Linked DNA regions of Homo sapiens: region 1 is linked to region 2. The links are chromatin loops, found by intact Hi-C in ENCODE. Cell type or tissue: PC-3. All regions are shown on one strand. Links, peaks and the distances in the headings refer to the core of each region. The heading gives the core; the rest is flanking DNA.

What was found. Hi-C counts contacts between places; a loop is a spot of excess contacts. Peaks named below come from ENCODE experiments on the same cell type or tissue, not always from the same donor. Only the 100,000 strongest peaks of a DNase experiment are listed, where the experiment ranks them.
Region 1: a loop joins it to region 2, with 8 times the contacts of the local background. A loop is called at or near these places in 3 of 110 quality-filtered maps.

Annotation. Positions count from the first base shown.
Region 1 is chr7:130,689,524-130,700,331 of GRCh38, forward strand. No RefSeq gene overlaps it. Among named protein-coding and RNA genes, the nearest start is that of TSGA13, 8.4 kb to the left of the region's middle. In PC-3, for the core only: a CTCF peak has its summit at 6,493 (motif pointing left); no DNase peak of the experiment used is centred there.
Region 2 is chr7:130,826,961-130,837,768 of GRCh38, forward strand. All of the region lies in intron 3 of LOC105375508 (a long non-coding RNA gene), which reads left to right. LOC105375509 (a long non-coding RNA gene) reads right to left here and starts at 5,778. Exons shown (of 3, transcript XR_007060528.1): 1 at 5,708-5,778; 2 at 5,561-5,625. In PC-3, for the core only: a CTCF peak has its summit at 5,101 (motif pointing left); a DNase peak (open chromatin) is centred at 5,081.

The sequences.
Region 1 (10,808 bases), core at 3,624-8,623, 140 kb before region 2:
GCATCATAAATGAATTTTGTAAAGAACATGGAAAAGGAGTGGCCAGAGATTGAAAGAGAACTAGGAGGAAGTGGCCACAGGTGGGATGATATCATTGGAAGGGATGCTATTATGAAAAAGGAAACAAATTTTTTAGCTTCAAGCAGCAAGTTTTGAAGGTATAGAAAAAGATTAAAACTTGCAAAAATGACCAAAAGCTTAATAAGCAATCCAATGCTGCCACTTATAAGGCAGATAAATCTAGACTGAAAAAAACCTACAAGGCTTGGGTTCATGGAAATGCCAGGATTTGCTTGAAGAAACAGAGACCATCTGGTAAAAGAGAATGTGAATCCCCATTGTTTGTCTTCTTTTTTCAGAGATACAGGGGCTGCATTGATCAAAACTCAGGGCGATCCTCCCTGCCTACTACTCCTTGGGTGTTGATCTATGACAGGGCCTAAGAACAGCTCCCCCTTATCCCTTCACCTACATAACTTTCCACATTCAGATGGAGACTTCACACCCCAGGTAACAGCTGGGCAGGGAGGACAGGGTGCTGGGGTGGCACAGTGCATTCTGAGAGATGTGACCTCAGGAGCAAAGAGCAGGAGGAAGGGCACAAGATGGGAGGAACTGTTTTTTTGAACAGTTTTGTCCTCTTTTCTCATTTCTAACTGTTTATAAAATAGAAACGGCTACCTTTATGGAAGTATTGGTATGGAAAGTAAGGAAGTGTGGAAAGAAGCATCTACCCTTCATGAAAAAAGGTAGTGGCACAGAATGCCAAGCAAGGGTAGTTTGCCCCATTTTTGTCTTCTTTCATTCTTTCTTTTTCTTTCTTTCTTTCTTCTTCTTTCTTTCTTTCTTTCTTTCTTTCTTTCTTTCTTTCTTTCCTTCTTTCTTTCTTTCTTTCTTTCTTTCTTTCTTTCCTTCTCTCTCTCTCTCTCTCTCTCTCTCTCTCTCTCTCTCTCTCTCTTTCTTTCTGTCTTTCTTTCTTGCATTTTCAGACAGGGTCTCATTCTGTTACCCAGGCTGAAGTGCAGTGGCATCATCATAGGTCACTGCAGCTTCAAACTCCTGGGCTCAGGCACCCACCCACCTCAGCCTCCTGAGTAGCTGGGACTACAGGCATGCACCACCATGCCCAGCTTTTTTTTTTTTTTTTTTAAAGAGACATGGTCTCACTGTGTTGCCCAGGCTGGTCTTGAAATCCTGGCCTCAAACAATCTTCCTCTCTCAGCCTCCCAAAGTGCTGGGATTACAGGCATGAGCTACTATACCTAGCCACTCTTCCTTCCTTCTTTCCTTTCTCTCCTTCCTTCCTTCCTTCTTTCCTTCCTTCTTTCTTTCCTTTTTTTTTTTTTTTTTTTTTTTTGATGGAGTCTTGCTGTGTCACCCAGGCTGGAGTGCAGTGGCATGATCTCGGCTCACTGCAAGCTCCACCTCCTGGGTTCACACCATTCTCCTGTCTCAGCCTCCCAAGTAGCTGGGACTACAGGCACCCACTACCACGCCTGGCTAATTTTTTGTATTTTTTTAGTAGAGGTAGGGTTTCACCGTGTTAGCCAGGATGGTCTCGATCTCCTGACCTCGTGATCTGCCCTCGGCCTCCCAAAGTCCTGGTATTATAGGCGTGAGCCACTGTGCCCGGCCCACTCTTTCTTTCTTAAACAGCCTGCTGGTGACACATGAAGCTCTTGCTTTCTTGAGGAGAGGCCTATCATTTATCAGTGGCTGGGTAAATCTTTCCAGTTCAGGGGGATGTTTTAGGAAGCCCAATGTATGTTCAGGCCCCAGCCAGTCTCCAAACCAACTTCTAGCAGAAAGCTGATATTCTGAACTTACCAGATTTTTGCATGTGTTTACTAACTGCTTCAGAACCGGTAAGGGAAAGAGATGTAATTGGCACCTCAAATATTACTTTTGCACCAACCTAAATCAACATCCTGACTACAGTGAATGCTACAACTGTTATTTTACATAGTCTACATAGACTCAGATACCAGAGAATATGTAAGTAGGAATTTGAGAAAGTTATCTCCCCAGCAAAGCAAAAAATGAAAGCCAGATAGAAACTGGGGACTGGGCAGGGAGGTTTGCCTAGCAACCTGCCCTCCATCTCTGGTAAGAAAGCAGGAGCAGAGTTTATAAATTCATTAATCTCATGTATTGACCAACACCAAGACTCAACAAAGCTAGCATTATTCAGAGATGAATGAATGGAAAATGATTTTTAGGGCTAATGCATTTTATGAGGAGTAGAATATAGCAGCAGCAATAGCTGCTCTGGCAAGAATAGGGAGCTAAGAAGCTGCCAGAAGTGGAGGAATACAGAGAAGAGCAGGAGGCTGGGAATCTGGGAATTAGGAATCAAGGCCATCCAATTTTTCTGTAGATTTGTCTATTAAAAATGTGGGGAAATCTACTTACGAAAGTGGAAGCTGTCTCTCCACTCAGTACTTACATTCAATTTAGCACTGGAGTGTCAGGAAAATGGGGACCAAAGGAGAAACAAAACTGGGTGGGGGGGAAATGAGGTTTTAAATGTACAAGATGGACAGCAAGGGATAGAAGGTGGTCTCAGGAAAAACTCTGGGACTGAAGATGCCCAACATGGCAAATTTCTGAATGTTTCCAACATGGCGGGATGATACATGAAGGAGCAGTGGATATGCATCCCCATTCAGACATTCTCTGCCGACAGCAGTGAGAAATCCCATGTCTTCTCCTCCTCTTTTTTTTTAACTTTTATTTTAAGTTCAGGGGTACATGTGCAGGATGTGCAGGCTTGTTACATAGGTAAACATGTGTCATGGAGGTTTGTTGTACAGATTATTTCATCACCCAGATATTAAGCCTAGTATCCATTAGTTATTTTTCCTGATCCTCTCCCTTCTCCCACCTTCCACCCTCTGATAGGCCCCAGTGTGTGTTGTTTCCCTCTGTGTGTCCATGTGTTTTTATCATTTAGCTCCCACTCATAAGTGAGAACATACTGTTTTTGGTTTCCTGTTTCTGTGTTAGTTTCCTAAGGATGATGGCCTCCAGCCTCATCTATTTCCCTGCAAAGGACATGATCCCATTCTTTTTCATGACTGCATAATATTCCATGGTGTATATGTACCACATTTTCTTTATCCAGTCTATCACTGATGGGCATTTAGGTGGATTCCATGTCTTTGCTATTATGAATAGTGCCACAATGAACATGTATGTGCATGTGTCTTTATAATAGAACGATTTATATTCCTTTGGGTATATACCTGGTAATGACATTGCTGGATCAAATGGTATTTCTGTCTTTAGGTCTTTGAGGACAGTGTATAAGCATTCCTTTTTCTCCACAATCTTGCCAGAATCTGTTATTTTGTGACTTTTTAGTAATAACCATTCTGACTGGTGTGAGATGATATCTCATTGTGGTTTTAATTTGCATTTATCTAATGCTAAGTGATGTTGAATTTAGTAAACAGACAACCTACAGAATGGGAGAAAATTTTTGCAAACTGAAAATTATGCATCTGACAAAGGCATAATACCCAGAATCTATAAGGAACTTAATATACAAGAAAAAACAAACAATCCCATTAGCTGGGCATGGTGGTGCGTGCCTGTAATCTCAGCTACTCGGGAGGCTGAGGCAGGAGAATCGCTTGAACCAGGGAGTCGGAAGCTGTGAGCCGAGACTGCGCCAGTGCACTCCAGCCTGGCAACAGAGCAACAGAGCGAGATTCCATCTCAAAAAAAAAAAAGGGTGGACAAAGGACATGAACAGACACTTCACAAAAGAAAACATACACATGGCCAACAATCATATGAAAAAAAAAGTAGCAAATTCTTAGCTTTTAAGTTCAAGTATCAAGGACTCAATTGTAAGACAGACTGATTTAGGAAAATAGATATGATCAATTCAGATGCCTCTGTCTAACAAAGAAGACAGTTTGTTAGTATTACAGGTTTCTACCCTGATAGGGGAGATGTAGTGTCACAACTGAGTCACAACTGAATGTCATAATTGAGTCTACCCACAAAAGGTGGACCCCAGCAACTACCACTAATTTATTGGCATCTTGAAGCTTCTCCCCAACCTCATACTTTTTCTTTAAATTTTTTATCTTTAATTCTTGTGGGTACATAGTAGGCATATGTATTTATGAAGTACATGAAATGTTTTGATACAGGCATGCAAAGCATAGTAAGTAATCACATCATGGGGAATGGGGTATCCACCCCCTCAAGCACTTATCCTTTGTGTTACAAACAATCTAATTATATTATTAGTTATTTAAAAATGTACAATTAAGTTATTAGTGACTATAGTCACCCTGTTGTGCTAGCAAACAGAAGGTCTTATTCATTCTTTCTAACGTTTTTGTACCCATCATCCTCACATTTTTAAAATTTTCTTGGTCCTTCTAGTTTTTCCAAATAACTCCAGACTCTGCATGGTGTGATAGCCAGCAATAACAATACAGGATCATACATAATCATACTACCCTGTATATCTTCCCATATATTAAAATTTCACACCAAGCTATACATTGAATTATAACACTGGCCAAAACTTTAAACACATCAATATCAGTAGAGTTAGGGTGATGGGGATTAGGGGTGAGAAGGAAGCTCTTCAGGAAGTCTCTTCTGTCTCACTCTCCCACTTTGCTTTCTCTCAAGAAGGAAATTCTTATCACTATTTGGGCTTTGGTTCTTTGGGGGAAGTCTGTATATATTAAAAGTTCATATAAATCGGTTTGGCTTGCTCCTCTATTCAGGCTCTTGCCCTCCACTCTCTTCATTCTCCTTTCTTGCATGTGTCAGCCCAATCGAGAAATTCAGGTTTGAATTCAGAGTGGAGATGGGCCCGCTGGACTCTGTACTTTTTGTGAGTAGCCTCCTCTGACAGCTATTCACCTACTGTCTCTCAGCTTTAAGCCCCCCATTCTAATCTCCACTCTGAGATGCAAACTACATTTCCTACAGCCTCTGGCCAATGCACTTCCTGTTAGGTTCTGACAAAAGGAGAGGCTAGTGGGAGATTGGAGGGTAAAAGGAATAAAAAAATCCTCCTGGTTTTCTAGTTCTTATCAGCATCTCTGTGACAAAGGCAGTTGGCCCATCTGTAGTATTCCTCAGTATTTTAATTTTAGGTATTGATAAATGGTCTTTGTTGTCAGTTTGCTTTTTTTTTTTTTTTTTTTTTTTTTTGGAGATGGAGTCTTGCTCTGTCACCCAGGCTGGAGTGCAGTGGCTTGATCTTGGCTCACTGCAGCCTCTGTCTCCTGGGTTCAAGCAATCCTCCTGCCTCAGCCTCCTGAGTAGCTGGGATTACAGATGTGTGCCACCATGCCCCACTAACTTTTGTATTTGTAGTAGAGACGGGATTTCACCATGTTAGCCAGGCTGGTCTTGAACTCCTGATCTCAGGTGATCCGCCCACCTCAGCCGCCCAGAGTGCTGGGATTACAGGCATGAGCCACCAGGCCCGGCCTATTATGTTTTATTGTTTTTAAAGCCCTTAGATTTACCCCTCATATATTTGTTTATTTATTATTCATCTCCGTCATGAGATGTACCCTCTAATGAGGCAAGGACCTTGGTTCCTTACTATACCCCCAGTGGCTGAAGCAGTAGTACTTGACACAAGGTAGACAGTCAGCAAATATCTGCTGATTGAATGAGTGATTGAAAACTCAGCTGAAAGGTTCCATGTACACTATGTGAGATTTTTGGTTTTGATTTATCAGTTCTGGTCATTGTTGGTGGTACTTGATAGCCATCCCAAATTTTCTTACTTGTTATCCTGTTCTGAAAGAAGACATACTAGATCCAAGGAAAAATCAGATTGAATCAATATCATTTATATGGTGTATCCACAGCCTCTATGAGGCATTTCCCTACCTACTCACCCTCCGCTCTGTGCTTTCAACGTGGCCCTGACATGTCCATTATTGATGACCCAATCACACTTGTTACCACGATAGCAATGTAACAAAGGCTAGTTGAAGAGAAAGAGGATTCTTCTCGAAACAAAACAAAACAAAAAAAACAGTCCCATCCCAAAGATAGAAAAATCACTTCAGGGAGCCTGCATCTGCTGTGCCTTTGCTTATGGAGTCAGGCTTGCCCAGAAACAGTGGAAGGGCTTTGATCAGCAGTCAAGGCCAACCTATCTTTCAGATGAACAGAAAACGATGACTTGAGAAGGATAGCTTTAGAGATGACAGAAAGCAGACTGGGGATATATCATCAGATGAATGAAGAGAGAATGATAATTGGGGAAGACATGAGATCAGAAACGTTAAAACTAGTCATAGAAGAGAAAAAGATGGGTGTCCCTTTAATTTAAATCTGGACCTAACTGCCTCTACATTTGGGGATGAGGCTAGAAATGGGTTGCGGACATGTTTTTAATGATAGAGGACCTGGGAAAATGCCTGGGTCCCAAGAGATTTAATGGAAGAGGAATGAAATGATATTAGGGAGCAATTTGGAATTATACCCCAAGAGGGAGCCTAGATCCAGGAAATTATTGAAAGTCGCCCTCTGATGGTGACAGATAGAAAGTCCTTAACAAGAACAATTGGGGGACATTCCTTTGATGATAGGGACAACTCCCCAAGATGGTTACAGAAAACTTAGGTTTAAGAAAAGAAGGCCAGAAACATGACTGGGGAGTACTTTAGGTATTATTTTTTCTTTTTCTTTTTCTTTCTTTCTTTTTCTTTTTTTTTTTGAGATGGAGCCTCACTCTGTCACCCAGGCTGGAGTGCAGTGGTGCAATCTCGGCTCACCTCAACCTCCGTCTCTTGGGTTCAAGTGATTCTCCTGCCTCAGCCTCCTGAGTAGCTGGGACTACAGGTGCATGCCACCCGCCTGACTAATTTTTGTATTTTTAGTAGAGACGAGGTTTCACCATGTTGGCTAGGATGGCCTCGATATCCTGACCTCGTGATCCACCCACCTCGGCCTCCCAAAGTGCTGGGATTACAGGTGTGAGCCACTGAGCCCAGCCCTAGGTATTCTCTTGTGGGTTTCAAGGTGATGTGGTTTTTGTAGGCGGGAAAGCATGACTAGCACATGCCACGAGGGGCACATTCAGGTAATGTACAAGGCTAGGTCTCTAAGGAAATGCAATACACCAACATGGGCCAGACAGAAACACAACAGAATAGGTGTAGGGCATTATAGGCAAACTCTGACCCAGGTCTCCCATTTTCACCTGAAATTAACTTTATAAAAATTGCATTTTGGGCCGGGTGTGGTGGCTCACGCCTGTAATCCCAGCACTTTGGGAGGCCGAGGTGGGTGGATCACTTGAGATCAGGAGTTCGAGACTAGCCTGGTCAACATGGAGAAACCCTGTCTCTACTAAAAATACAAAAATTAGCTGGGTGTGGTGGTGTACACCTGTGATCTCAGCTACTCGGGAGGCTGACGCAGGAAAATTGCTTGAACCTGGGAGGCGGAGATTGCAGTGAGCCGAGATGGCACCATTGCACACCAGCCTGGGCAACAAGAGCGAGACTCCATCTCAAAAAAAAAAAAAATTGCATTTTGAAATTGTAAAGGCAGTTCCTAAAAGAATGTGCAAATATATCCCACAGAAAGTCTTGCTTTCTTGCTTGTTAGTATTGTGAATGTTTTCTTGCCTTTTTTTTTTTTTTTTTTTTGACAGAGTCTTGCACCGTTTCCCAGGCTGGAGTGCAGCGGCACGATCTCACTGCAATCTCCGCCTCCCAGGTTCAAGCGATTGTCTTGACTCAGTCTCCTGAGTAGCTGGGATTACAGGCGCCCGCCACCAGGCCCAGCTAGTTTTTTTGTATTTTTGTAGAGTCGGAGTTTCACTACATTGGCCAGGCTGGTCTCAAACTCCTGATCTCATGATCCACTGCCTGGGCCTCCCAAAGTGCTGGGATTACAGGCATGAGCCACCGCGCCCAGCCTTTCTTGCTTTTAGATACTAATTTTATAGGCTGGGCATGGTGGCTTATGCCTGTATTCCCAGCACTTTAGGAGGCCAAGGTGGGTGGACTACTTAAGGCCAGGAGTTCAAGACCAGCCTGGCCAACATGGTGAAACCCTGTCTCTACTAAAAAAATAAAAACAAAAATAAAAAAATTGGCCAGGCATGGTGGTGCGCGCCTGTAGTCCCAGCTACTTGGGAGGGTGAGGCAGGAGAATTGGTCGAACCTGGGAAGTGGAGGTTGCAGTGAGCCAAGATCACGCCACTACACTCCATCCTGGGTGACATAGTGAGACTCCATCTCAAAAAACAATATGAATTTTATAGACATATATTTCTCAATACAATATTTTTCATCCACTATTTGTCTAAGAAGAGTTTATGTTCATGGCCTTAAAACTCAATACCACTTTAAAAACGTGCCTTTTAAAGATGTGCAAGTAATCATTTGATTTACGTTCCAAATACAATTAGCAGAGTGTGGAAATCATATGTAGTCATTTTATAAAGCACAAGTATTGACAAAGGGTCATATGAGTTTCAGATGTTGCTGGTATTGAGAGGCCAAAGTATTGCATCAAACCAACTGTTTGTTAACATTTATATTCATTGTTTTTCATCAGAAAGCAACTCTAAAGCATTTTCCTCTCTAACATGAAAATGTGTTAATGATATATGGACACTTAAGTTATGTTTTAGGAACTTGATTGGGGGACTTTTGTTGACATGTAACCCATTATAATAATTTCCATTTAAAATTATAGGAAGTACACCCTCACTTAGCATTTTTATATGTAACATCTGGTTTTCAGGAAAGTATTATTGACTTAAATGGGAGATGCCTGAACATTTATAATTTTCAAACAAATAGAAATGAATTTTAAAAATTGATGTAGCATAAGTTAAAAAAGAATAAGAATAAAAACAAAAACAAAAGCATGTTAAATTGAAGACACAAAATAAGATGGTAAAAATTAAACGTTCAAATAAATTAATAATCATATTAAACATAAATGGAGTAAGTTCACCTAAGAGAAAGACATTCTCAGGGTGGATTTTAAAAATATGGCCATGTACTATTTGCCTACATATATCAAAAATATAGTAACACATAATGGCTGAAAAAGGTAGTCCTAGGAGTTTTTTCTCATTCTTTATGTCCTCTTTAAAAAAATTCCTTCACCCCTATCTACTTTGCCTCCTGTGCTACCATATCTCTATGTTACAGGTGACGTCCAAGAGCCTCCTACCAAACAAGAGGGCCAATTATAGCAGGTTGGAGATGTCCAAGTAAATCTAGGAGGTATTGGGTTACTTTGGCTGGGATTAAAAAATACCAGAAACCATTCGCTTTCATCTGGCAGGGACAACAATACATCTTTACCATTTTGCGGCAAGTGTGTCAGATATTTGCCCATTATTTTTCTGTACTCTGCACTAGGACACTGTGACTAGACACTGCAAACTTCACATTCCAGAGCCCCTTGCTAGCTAGCTTCTGCCAATTGGAGGCACTTCCAAAAACCATAAAGTGGAGGAGGTAAGAAGTAGTGTCTTCCAGTTTCCAGTTCTAGTTTGCTTACTCTCCAGCTACAGCAGACAGCTATGATTTGATTCCAGCCTTCAGCTTGTTATTCCCAGCAATATTCTCACTATGCCCCATCAAGATACTAGTAGCAGCCAAGCCCATCATTCACTTTTATCCATTTGGCCATAGCCCCTTGAGTGGTGCAGCCTACACTTCCTCAGCAGTCTAAGCACTAGAAGTAAAGTATCCTCTTCTGTATGTTCTGGTAATATCACTTCTTCCATTTTGTTCCCCCAGGTCTAAGGTGGTACCTTCTAAAGAGATTAATCTGTGGGTTGCCTCAACCTCTCATTTTTGCTTGTTTGGTGTTCCAATACCTGCGTAATCAATTCCCTTTATTAACTACCCTTTGTTTGAAATATCTAGTGTGGTTTACGTTCTTATGATTAGACTCTGACTGATAGAAGAACCTTGATCCTCTCACCATTCCAAAGAAAATTATGCTGGTCCACTACAGAGAGGGCTAAGAAAGCAGGGAATATCCTAAAAGCTTTGGTAAAACTCATGAATGTCAGGAAGAAGAAAATCTGAGGGCTTTTACATTAATGCATCTTCTAGAGGGTCCAGTTTAGGAGTATACAGGTTATCTCCTCCTCAGTGGACTGGCCTGCCTTACAGTAAGAAAAATGTAAAATTTTTGGTGGCAACCAATGGCACATTTGGGTGTGTTACACTGACAAATCCAATAGGTGACTTTGAAAAACTGACAAATTTTAGTGGGACTTAAAGCAAGAAAAGTTCCTTCAGCTGGTTCAGGCTGCAAGCAAGCAGCTCTGTCACTTGGCTCTTATGATTCAGTAGATCCAATGATGCGAAAAGGTCGGGATGACGAAACCAGCCCATGTGACTCCTCAGTAGGTAGGATCACATTAGTGACCTGCAGCGTTCTGTGGAAAAAGCCACACCCTGTGGGCAACTAAATATTCTCCTTATGAACCTCATGTTATATTTTGGGGGAATATATGTCTAAAAAATAAAAATGCTGGGTCATAAGATATATTTGTTTAATATAATTTGTCTGAGAAATGTCAAATTGCTGCCTGTAATCTCAGCACTTTGGGAGGCCAAGGCTGGCAGATCACCTGAGGTCAGGAGTTGGAGACCAACCTGACCAACATGGAGTTGGAGACCAACCTGACCAACATGGCAAAACCCCATCTCTACTAAAAATACAAAAATTAGCCGGGTGTGGTGGCTCGCACCTGTAGTCCCAGCTACTCGTAAGGCTGAGGCAGGAGAATTGCTTGAACCCGGGAGGCGGAGGTTGCAGTGAAC
Region 2 (10,808 bases), core at 2,231-7,230:
TGTATTATTGGTTTCTAGCTTCACATCATTGTGGTTGGAAAAGATGCTTGCTATGATTTCAGTCTTCCTAAATTTGTGAAGACTTGTTTTGTGGCCTACGATATGATCTATCCTGGAGTATGTTCCTTGTGAGCTTGAAAAGAATGTGTATTCTGCTGCTGTTGAATAGATATTCTGTATATGTCTATCATGCCCATTTGGTTTATACTTGTTATTCAAGTATACTGTTTCATTATTGGTTTTTTGTCTGGACGATCTATCCATTGTTGAATGTGGGATATTGAAGTACCCTACTATTATTATATTGCTATCTATTTCTCCCTATAATTCTGTTTATATTTGTTTTATATATTTAGGTGTTCCAACGTTGGGTGCAAATATATTTATAATTATTACATCCTTTTGACGAATGTTTCTGTTTATCATTATGTAGTGACTTTCTTTGTCTCGCGTGACAATTTTTGACTTAAAATCTATCTTGTCTGATATAGGTATAACCACCACTGCTGCTCTTATTTGGTTACCACTTTGCATGGAATATGTTTTTCCATTCCTTTACTTTCAATCTGTATGTGTCCTTAAAGCTAAAGTGAGTCTCTTGTAGGCAGCATATTGTTGGGTCGCTTTTGCTTTTTGTTTTTAAATCTAGGAAGCCATTATATTTTTGATTGGAGTCCATTTATATTTAAAGTAATCACTGATAGATAAGGACTTACTATTGCTGTTTTATTAATTATTTGCTATTTTGTAGTTCCTTCATTCCTTTCTTTCTTACTATCTTCCTTTATCATTTGATAATTTTTTGTAGTGGCATGAGATGTGATTTAATTACTTTCTCTTTGTCTTTTGTGTATCTGCTACAGGTATTTTCTCTGTGGTTCCTTTGAGGCTTATATAAGATATTTTATAGTTTTATCAGTGTATTTTAATCTGATAATGACTTCAGTTCAACCACATTCAAGAACTCTACACTTTAAAATTTCCTTCCCCCCATTTTGTTACTGATGTCGCAGTTTACATCTTTTATATATTGTGTTTCATTATGTATTCATTAATATATTATTGAAACTATAGTTATTTGTAATACTTTTGTTTCTAAATGTATATACTAGAGTTAAAAGTGACTTACATACCACCATTACAGTATTAGAATATTCTGAATTTGACTATATTCTTACTTTTACAGTGAGTTTTATACTTTCATATGTTCTCACGTCATTATTTTAGCATCCTTTCATCTCAACTTGAAGAGCTACATTTAGTATTTCTTATACTGCAGGTCTAGGTTGATGAACAACCCCAGCTTTTGTTTGTCTGGCAAAGTCTTAATCTCTCCTTCATTTGTAAAGGACAGCTTTGCTGGGTATAGTCTTTTTGGTTGAAGGGGCTTTTCCTCCCTTTAGCACTTTGAATATATTATCCCACTCTCTCGGCCTGCAAGGCTTCTGTTGAGAAGTCTGCTGTTAATCTTATGGTGGCTCCTTTGTATGTGATGAGTTGCTTTTCTGTTGCTTTCCAAGTTTTGTTTTTCACTTGACAATTTGACTATAATTTGTCTTGGTGAAGATCTCTTTATATTTCATCTATTTGAGGTTCTTTGAGCTTCATGGATCTTGATGTTCATATACCTCTCCAGATTTGGGAGTTTTCTGTCATTATTTATTTAAAGTCTTCTTATCTTAAATTATTATATATACATACTAGTTGTACATATTTATGGGGTATATGTGATATTTTGATATAAGCATACAATGTAGAATGATTAAGTCAGAATAATTGGGGTATCCATCACCTCAAGCATTTATCATTTCTTTGTTTAAGGAACATTCCAATTCTACTCTTTTAGTTACTTTGAAACATACAATAAATTATTGTTAACTATTGTCACTCTACTGTGCTACCAAACATTAGATCTTATTCATTCTATTTAACTGTGTTTTTATGCCCATAAAATGATTTATAAACCATTCCCTGCTTATCCCCCTCTTTCCCACTACCCTTCCCAGCCTCCATTGGATACCCCAATTATTCTGATTGTAGATCTCCATTTCTTTAGGGTCATTACTAGTGCTTAATTTTGTCCCTTTGGTGGTGTCATGTGCCCCTGATTATTTGTGATTCTTGTGGCCTGAGTTAGTGTTTGCACATTTGAAGAAGTAGGCATCTCTTTGAGTCTTTACAGACTGGCTTCAGCAGGTAAAGCACTTTAACATTCAGCCCACCAAGAGATTCTGGGCAGATCTTATAGCGGGGTCTGTGGGTGGGCTTGCTGCTGGAGCCCTTAGTAGAGCTTTCATGATGCCTGGACCAGTGGGTGGGTGAGCCTGGTACCTCAGTCCACTGAGGCACACCTACGTATTAGATCTGCATGGGCAGGCCTGGTGCCTGAGTTTGCAGGAGGAGGTCTGGAGCCAGGGTCTATGTGTACAGGCCTGGATCCTGGGTCTGCAAGGGCAGGCCTGTTGCCTGTGTGGGGGCTGGCTTGAGACCTGGTTCCACTGGGGCCCAGCCTGGCATTGAGGTAGGCTTTGAGCCTGAGACTGTGGGTGTCAGCAAGTAGAGAGTGGGGTTGAAGCCTGGGTCCAGTGAGTCTGATCTGGAGTGTGGGGTCATGGGGGTTGGTCTGGCGCTAGGGAAAGTGCTCACCTGCAGTGCAGGGTCATGGGCTCCAGCCTATCACGAGGGTAGGCCTGGAGCTGGGACCATAGGGACTGGTCTGCCACCAGTGCTCACTGGGATGGTCCTGGTGCTAGGGTCTGCAGCAAATATGGGTGCTCATTTCCCTGTTTTTCCTCCACATCAAGGGTATCTCTTTCTAGACTGCACTGCCTGTGCTTGGGGAAGGCTGTCATGGGTAATGTAACACTGTCCTGCCCTGTTCAGTGTATCTTTTCTTAGATCTGTGCTCCACGCAGGTACTCTAATCCTTCATCTGAATTCCTAGCTGTTGTGAAGTTATTTTTATGCATGGATAGTTATTACAAATTGATGTTTCTGTGAGGGAACAAGTACTGGAAACCCCTATCCCTCCATCTTGTTGCTGTCAATCTAGGTCTCCAACATTTGTGTTTATTTTACTTAAAGTTTACTGAGCTTCTTGGATGTATTGATTAATGTTTTTCACCAAACTTGGGAAGTTTTCAGCCATTATTTCTCCTCCTTTCTCTCTCTCCTCTCCTTCTCATGCATATGTTGATGTGATTAATGATGTCTCACATTTCCACGAGGCTCTGTTTATTTTTCTTCATTTTTTTTCTCTCTGTTCTTCAGTCTACATAATCTTTATAAATATAACTACAAAATTGTTGACTCTTTCTTTTGCCTGCTGAGAGCTAATGTGTCCTCACACTCCAAAGAGAGAGCAAGCAAGCTCTTTAGTGTCTCTTCTTGTAAGAGCGCTAATTCTATCATGAAAGTTCCACCCTTGTGACCTCATCTAAACCTAATTACTTCTGAAAGATTCCATCTGTAAATACCATCGCGCTGGGGGTTAGGGCTTCAACATATGAATATTGCGGGGACACAGACATTCAATCCATAATAGCAAGTTTCAGTGGATTTCAGAAGCCCCTAAGGCAGAAAAGCAAAAGCACCTTATTTTTTGTCCACTTGACCTGTGTCTTATGTTGGACTGAAATGTAGGTCTCCTAATTTTAGTGTAGTTTTGTATATTTCTCCCTATATATCTTTAACTTTCTGATATATAAAGGTAGGTGCTGTGTTATTTGTGTCATATATATTCATAACTGATATGTGATCTTTGTGAATTGTGGCTCTTGGTATTATCAAATATTTTGTTGTCTCACTTTTTGTCCAAATTCAACATTTTCTGGTATCATTAGCACAGTCTCTGTTTTCTTACTATTTTGTTTGTCTGCCCTATACTTTTACATCTCTTGACTTTTACCAGCCATTCTGAATCACTTTGGTTTAGGTATATCTCCTAAATGCAGCATAGAGTTGGGTTTTGCTTTGTGGGTCAACCTGCAGGTCTTTTCCTTGTAATACATGGGTTTCTATTTACATGTATTGAAATGAGTGACAGGTTTGGTTCAATAGCTATTTTAATGTTATATTTACTTTGTTTTGTTTTACTTAATATGTCTCTTTAGTCTGTTTTCGTTGCTCTTTAAACATTTTGTTTTGATGTTTAGAAACATTTGAACATGTGTTCTTGCAGTCACCTTCCAGTCTTCACATGTCATTCTCACTGTGTGCATGTCTGTGTCCAGGTTTCCCCAAAGGACATTAGTCATATTGGATTAGGGACCACTCTAGCCCAGTATGGTCTCGTCTCAACTAACTATATCTGCATGACCTTATTTCCAAGTAAGGTCACATCCTGAGGTGCTGCAGGTTGGGACTTCAGCATATGAATGTTGGGGGGACACCATTCAACACGTAACTGCCTCCATCTTTATATCCATCATGGTTGCCTCAAACCCTGTCTTTTGATTCCTTAAGCTTCTAAGGCTGTGGGTTTCTACCCAAGATTTAGTAAACTCTCTGAGGAGAACTGTGGGCTGCCTGCGCTCAGGCTAAAAGCCATTAACATGGAAAGTTTACACAGTGCTATTCTTATCTTCTGCCAAGTGCCAATCCTCTCTCCCTTTCTGCTTCCTTTTGGTTGTTCTCCAGGGCCATCAAGTAGTTCGTTTTTATATTTGGAATGGAATGATGGTCATTATTTGCAAGAGAATTGGCCCAAAGCAGCTCTTCCACTATTACTGCAAGACTCTCATTTTATTTCTTCCTGGGGTTTTGTTTGCTGTTTTTTTTTTGTTTTGTTTTGTCTGTTCCTGTTCTGGGTTTTTTAATGTATCATTCTAGGTGTTTCTTTCAGATCTGCAAATGGTAAAAAATGTTACATTCAGGTTGGTAGCGTCCATCAGTTTCTTCTTCATTTTGTGAAAGGGAATTTTTATTAGTTGAGGTGTTTGATTTTTATTTTACATTCCCTTTATACAGAGACTTCATTTGGATGTTGTCTACCCTTTCCCATTCATCTGGAAATGTCCCATCTTTTTCCTGGACCAGCAATATCTGGCAAGGGTAAAGATTTTAGTTGGCAGACTATATTTCACAGTTCAAGGGCACCCTCTGCTGTTGACTTAAGAGAATTGCAGTTTCATTAATGTTACAGTTTTGGTGGGGTATTTTTTTTTTTAATTTTGTTCTAGTGGAACTTTTAATTTTCAAAAATATATTTATCTTCCTCAGATGTGAATCATGTTTTTTGTTTCTTGATCTCTGCGGTTTTTTCAAGTACGCGTATTCATTTTGTGAAAATTCAATGAGCTCTACACTTTATATGTGCGTATTATATTTCAATAAAAAGCTAAAAATAAACTTGTCAGTAATTAATGCCTAATGAATGAAACACAGAATTATATTTGATAAAATTATCTTCTACCCTCCGACTTTGTTATGCCCTACCTGTTATTTTTGTACATTTGTTACTCTAAAAATTATATTTTGTACACATGCCCAAAAGGTATGTTTTGTAAGTACACTTAAAGGTATCTTAAAATTACTTGTTTTTGAATCATTTGATACTTACCACCAGTCTTTTCAAAGTGTTTTTATCATTCATGAATTCTTTATCTTGATTCTTCTTACAGGTAGCTGAAATACAACATCATAATTTTTACTGGAAAATAGCCACAATGAAGGAACACCACAATTTCACCATGAAAACCAGCACAACCTTACACAGATGACAAACATTTCCCCTCAAAACTTGTTAAACTGTATTTGGGCTGACCAAATTAACCAGAGTTATTCTATTTATGGGGGAGCAGGAAGTAACTTGATAAAATGCTTTGAGTTTATATATCATGTCAAATAAATAGCATAATTTTAAAGGAAAAAAACTTGTTAGGCAATGTTCTCTTATTTTCTGACATCACATATTGTGACAGAATGTAAGGCCAACCTGGTTTTTACAAATTCCGTGGTCTAATTTTTTTGTTGTTGTTAGTGTATAAAAATAGCATTGACTTAAAATTTTTTAAATTTCTTTTATTTAGTTAATTAATTTATTTTGAGACAGAGTCTCGCTCTGTCACCCAGGCTGGAGTACAGTGGCACAATCTCGACGGACTGCAATCTCCGCTTCCTGGATTCAAGCGATTCTCCTTCCTCAGCCTCCCGAGTAGCTGGGACTATAGGCGTGTGCTACCACGCCTGGCTAATTTTTGTATTTTTAGTAGAGAGGGGATTTCACCATTTTGGTCAGGCTGGTCTCAAACTCCTGACCACAGGTGATCTGGCTGCCTCATCCTCCCAAAGTGCTGGGATTACAGGCCTGAGCCACCGCACTCAGCTGAGTTTTTTTTTAATGAATGTACTCCTGGTTGTTTTTTTGTTGTTGTTGAGACAGAGTCTCGCTTTGTCGCCCAGGCTGGAGTGCAGTGGCGCGATCTCGGCTCACTGCAAGCTCCGCCTCCCAGGTTTACGCCATTCTCCTGCCTCAGCCTCCTGAGTAGCTGGGACTACAGGTGCCCGCCACCACGCCCAGCTCATTTTTTGTATTTTTAGTAGAGACGGGGTTTCACCGTGTTAACCAGGGTGGTCTCGATCTCCTGACCTCGTGATCCGCCCGCCTTGGCCTCCCAAAGTGCTGAGATTACAGGCATGAGCCACTGCGCCCAGCTCCTGGTTGTTTTTTTACTCTTCTCTTGACATACTTCTCACACACTGCAGTCTGTTGCATAAAAGGAATTACATGGTTTTGAATTACAGATAAAGATGGACATTGTCTATGTGGTAAATACGTGGTAGTTTCTGGGTGTCTTTTTATATGCTTCATATGAAAAATGATCGTACGTAAAACTGTCTCTTTCAGAAGGAACATAATCTGGACCATTCAGATACACCGAAATTCAGCTGTTTTCTACATCATCTGTGTGGGTGTAGCTAAAATATGAGCTTTTAAGCTTAAAAACAACTTCTGCATGTTATTTGGAAATATTTTTTACTGAATTTCTCAACCACCCCAAAACTTAAAGGGCAAATTTAAAATATGCATTTAATGCCTTAGTATTTTAGAGTATAGCCTTCAACAAAGTCCTTTGAGCCTCACTGTAAAAAATATTGACTTTTTATTATAAGTCTTGTGTCCCATGTCCTTGCTAATTCATTATTTCTAATCGTCCATCTGTTGATTCTTTTTAATTTTCTGCTTATACAATTGTATCATTTTTGAATTATGAAACAGATATTTCCTAAATTCCATCTGCTGTTTCTGTTGGACCCCTGTTCCGTTGCTTTGCTGTGAAATAGCAAGTGCCTTCAAGGAAAAAGGCAGTAAACATGAGGTTGGCCTCACTGGTCTCAGGTATCACAGTTCCTCAAATCCTGTCTTAGTTACATGCTCTCCAAAAATTTAAAACAGTTTTTTAATGTATATGGTATATCTTTTACAGTTGTTTTCTGTAGGACATTTATAATCTTGATATAAACTATTCCATCATGGCTGGACCAAAATGCAGCCTGACTTTTTCCTTTGTTTGTAAACTTTATTTTCTGTTTACATGCTGATAGAATTTATTCTTTGCTCTTAAAATTTAATATTAACCAAGAAACATATAGGGCCTTCCATTATTTGCTTCATGGGCATCCTTTCAATATGCAGTTTCAGGTCTTTATTCAGTTTTTATTTAATATTCATCAAATATTATTCCATTTATTTTGTTCATAACTCAGTAAAAATAGCCACAATTAAAGAGCAATCCTTTGTAGTTTCATCAGTAAGACCAACATCTGCCTGCCTTTGCCATCCTTGGTTGAAGGATCTCTCCTCTGGATCAGACCCATTTCTTCCCTTGTGAATTAATCTATTAATCTCCTTTGTCTTCAGTTCACTCCTGCCTACTCAACAGCATCAGCAAATAAACACACCCAAGTATCTCCCATCTTAAGAGAAGAAAAATCTGCCCTTCCCACAGGACTCCGCCCAGGCTCCATCTCACTTTTTGTTCCCTATCAGAGTAAAACTTATGGAAATTCTCTTTCTTTCTTTTTTCTTTCTTTCTCTCTCTCTCTCTTCTTTTCTTTTCTTTTTTCTTCATTCTCCTCCATTCTCTCTTCAACTTCCTCAATCTGGCTTTCCCCTCCCTAACTCCATTAAAGCTTTTCTGGTCAAAGCTACTGATAGCCTCCATGTTAAAATACTGTCAATACTCACGTCTCACTCGACCTCTCAAAAGCACTCAAAATATGTTTTTCCTTTGGCTCTAGTGACCACACGTTTGTCTGTCTTTTCACCTATTTCCACATCTTTTTTTCTATTTAAATTCCCTGTCTAGACCGGGTGTGGTGGCTCATGCCTGTAATCCCAGCACTTTGGGAGGCCGAGGCGGGTGGATCACCTGAGGTCAGGAGTTTGAGACCAGCCTGGCCAACATGGCAAAACCCCGTTTCTACTAAAAATACAAAAATTAGCTGGGTGTGGTGGCGCATGCCTGTAGTCCCAGCTACTTGGGAGGCTGAGGCAGGAGAATCATTTAAACCTGGGAGGCAGCGGTTGCAGTGAGCCAAGATCGCGCCACTGCACTCCAGCCTGGGTGACAGAGCGAAACTCCCTCTCAAGAAAAATAAATAAATAAATAAATAAATAAATAAATTCCCTCTCTAGATGATCTAATCTGGTCCCTCGACTTAAATATCACTTATATGCTAGTGACTCCCAAATGTAGACATTTTTAGCTCTGGGCATTCCCTTGAGAAATGGGGTTGCCTCTCTAGTAGTTCATCTAACATATGCACGTGGATGTCAAATGGATTTGAAAGCTAAGACAGCAAAAATTAACTTCCTTCCCTCTCTGCAAGCCTGTTCTCATTTGCCCCCATTTCAGTAAACAGCCTCATCAAATAGTAGCTCAACTGAGAGACATAAGGGTCACCTGTGATCCCTCAATTGCCTTCTGCCAGGTGCACCTGCAAAACACATTCCCCAAATTTTACTTATTTTTTGCCTGCTACCACTGAAGTTCAAGGCACCATCATCTCTCACCAGTACCCGCTTTCTAAGTGGGCTCCATGGTTCCATGCTTGGCCTCCCCAACACATCCTCCAAGCAAGAATTACCCACCTTTAAAATGTGATCTGTATCACATCATCCTCTGAACTGAACCCACCAGTGGCTGCCTAGGAGTAAACTCCAGATTCTTCACCACAGTCTACAGTGTGTACTTGCTGTGGTCCCTGCCAACCTCTCTGATCACATGTTTTATTTTTCTCTTCTTTTCTTACTACTCTCTTCACTGGCATTCTTTTTGTCCCTCAAAATTCATTCCCACTGCAGGGTCTTAGTATTCAGCAGTTTCTTCTGTCGGAAATACTCTTTCTTCAACTCTTCCCGTGATTAACTCCTTTTTTCTTTAACCAAGTCTCATCTTAAATGTTGCCTGCCTTCCCTGAACCCACCTCTTCCTGACATTCTCCTTATCATCAGGAAAGGCAGGGTAATGCTGTGGTAACAGATTGCAGTGGCTTAAAACAACAAAGGTTTACTTCTTGCTCACTGTACATTGCAGGTTGCAGGTTGGCTGAGGACCCCAATCCATGCTGTCCTCACTGTGGGCTGAGGGAACAGCTGCTATCTGGAACAATGCCAGTCACCATGTCAGGGGAAAAGAAGGCTCTGGAGGGCGCAGCAAAGGCAACCAAATGCTTGGCTTGGAAATGACATGCATCATTTCTTTTCTTTTCTTTCTTTTTTTTTTTTGTCTCTGTCGCCCAGGCTGGAGTGCAGTGGTGCGATCTCGGCTCACTGCAACCTCCTCCTGGGCTCAAGCGATTCTCCTGCCTCAGCCTCCTGTGTAACTGGGATTATTGGTGCCCGCCACCACACCTGGCTAATTTTTGTATTTTTAGTAGAGAGGGGGTTTTGCCTTGTTGGCCAGACTGGTCTCCAACTCTTAGCCTCAAATGATCCACCTGCCTTGGCCTCCCAAAGTGCTGGGATTATAGGCATGAGCCACCGTGCCCAGCTAACACACATCACCTCTGATCGCAAGTTATTGGCCAGACTAGTTACATGGCCCTACCCAGCCACAGAGGGCCACAAGAAATAATCATATAGCTGCCCAGAAGATAACCAGCTCTAATGGCTATCACAGATTTTACACTTAAAAAAAAATTTTTTTTTGAGAAAGGGTCTCACTCTGTTGCCCAGACTGGGGTGCAGTGGCGTGATCTCGGCTCACTGCAGCTTGGAACTCCTGGGTTCAAGCAATTCTCATGTCTCAGCCTCCCAGGTAGCTGGGACTACAGGCGCATGCCACCACACCCAGCTAATTTTTGTATTTTCTGTAGAGACAGGGTTTTGCCATGGTGGTCAGGCTGGTCTTGAACTCCTGGGCTCAAGTGATCCGCCCACCTTGGCTTCCCAAAGTGTTGGGATTACAGGCGTGAACCACTGCTCTGGGGCCTCCATCACACTTCTTATATTATTCTGTTTATACAATGTTTTTCTACATGAGAGATAAATTCTATGTAACCATCATCCAGGTTAATAAATAAAATAATTCCAAGGTCTTAGAAGCCTCTCCTTAATGTGCCCTTCCCTCTGTCAAGGAGCTCACCACCATCCTAACTTTGGGGTTAATAAGAGCAATGCTTTTAGTTACAGTTTTACCACCAAAGCATGTATTTTTTTGTTCAGTTTGAGCTATTTTGGACTTATATAAGTGTCAGTATTTTAATTTGTTTCTTTGAATGAATGCAGTGTTTATAAGGTTTATCTATATAGATGAATGTAGCTATTTTTTAATGTATCTATTTTGCCAGGCATGCACCTGTAA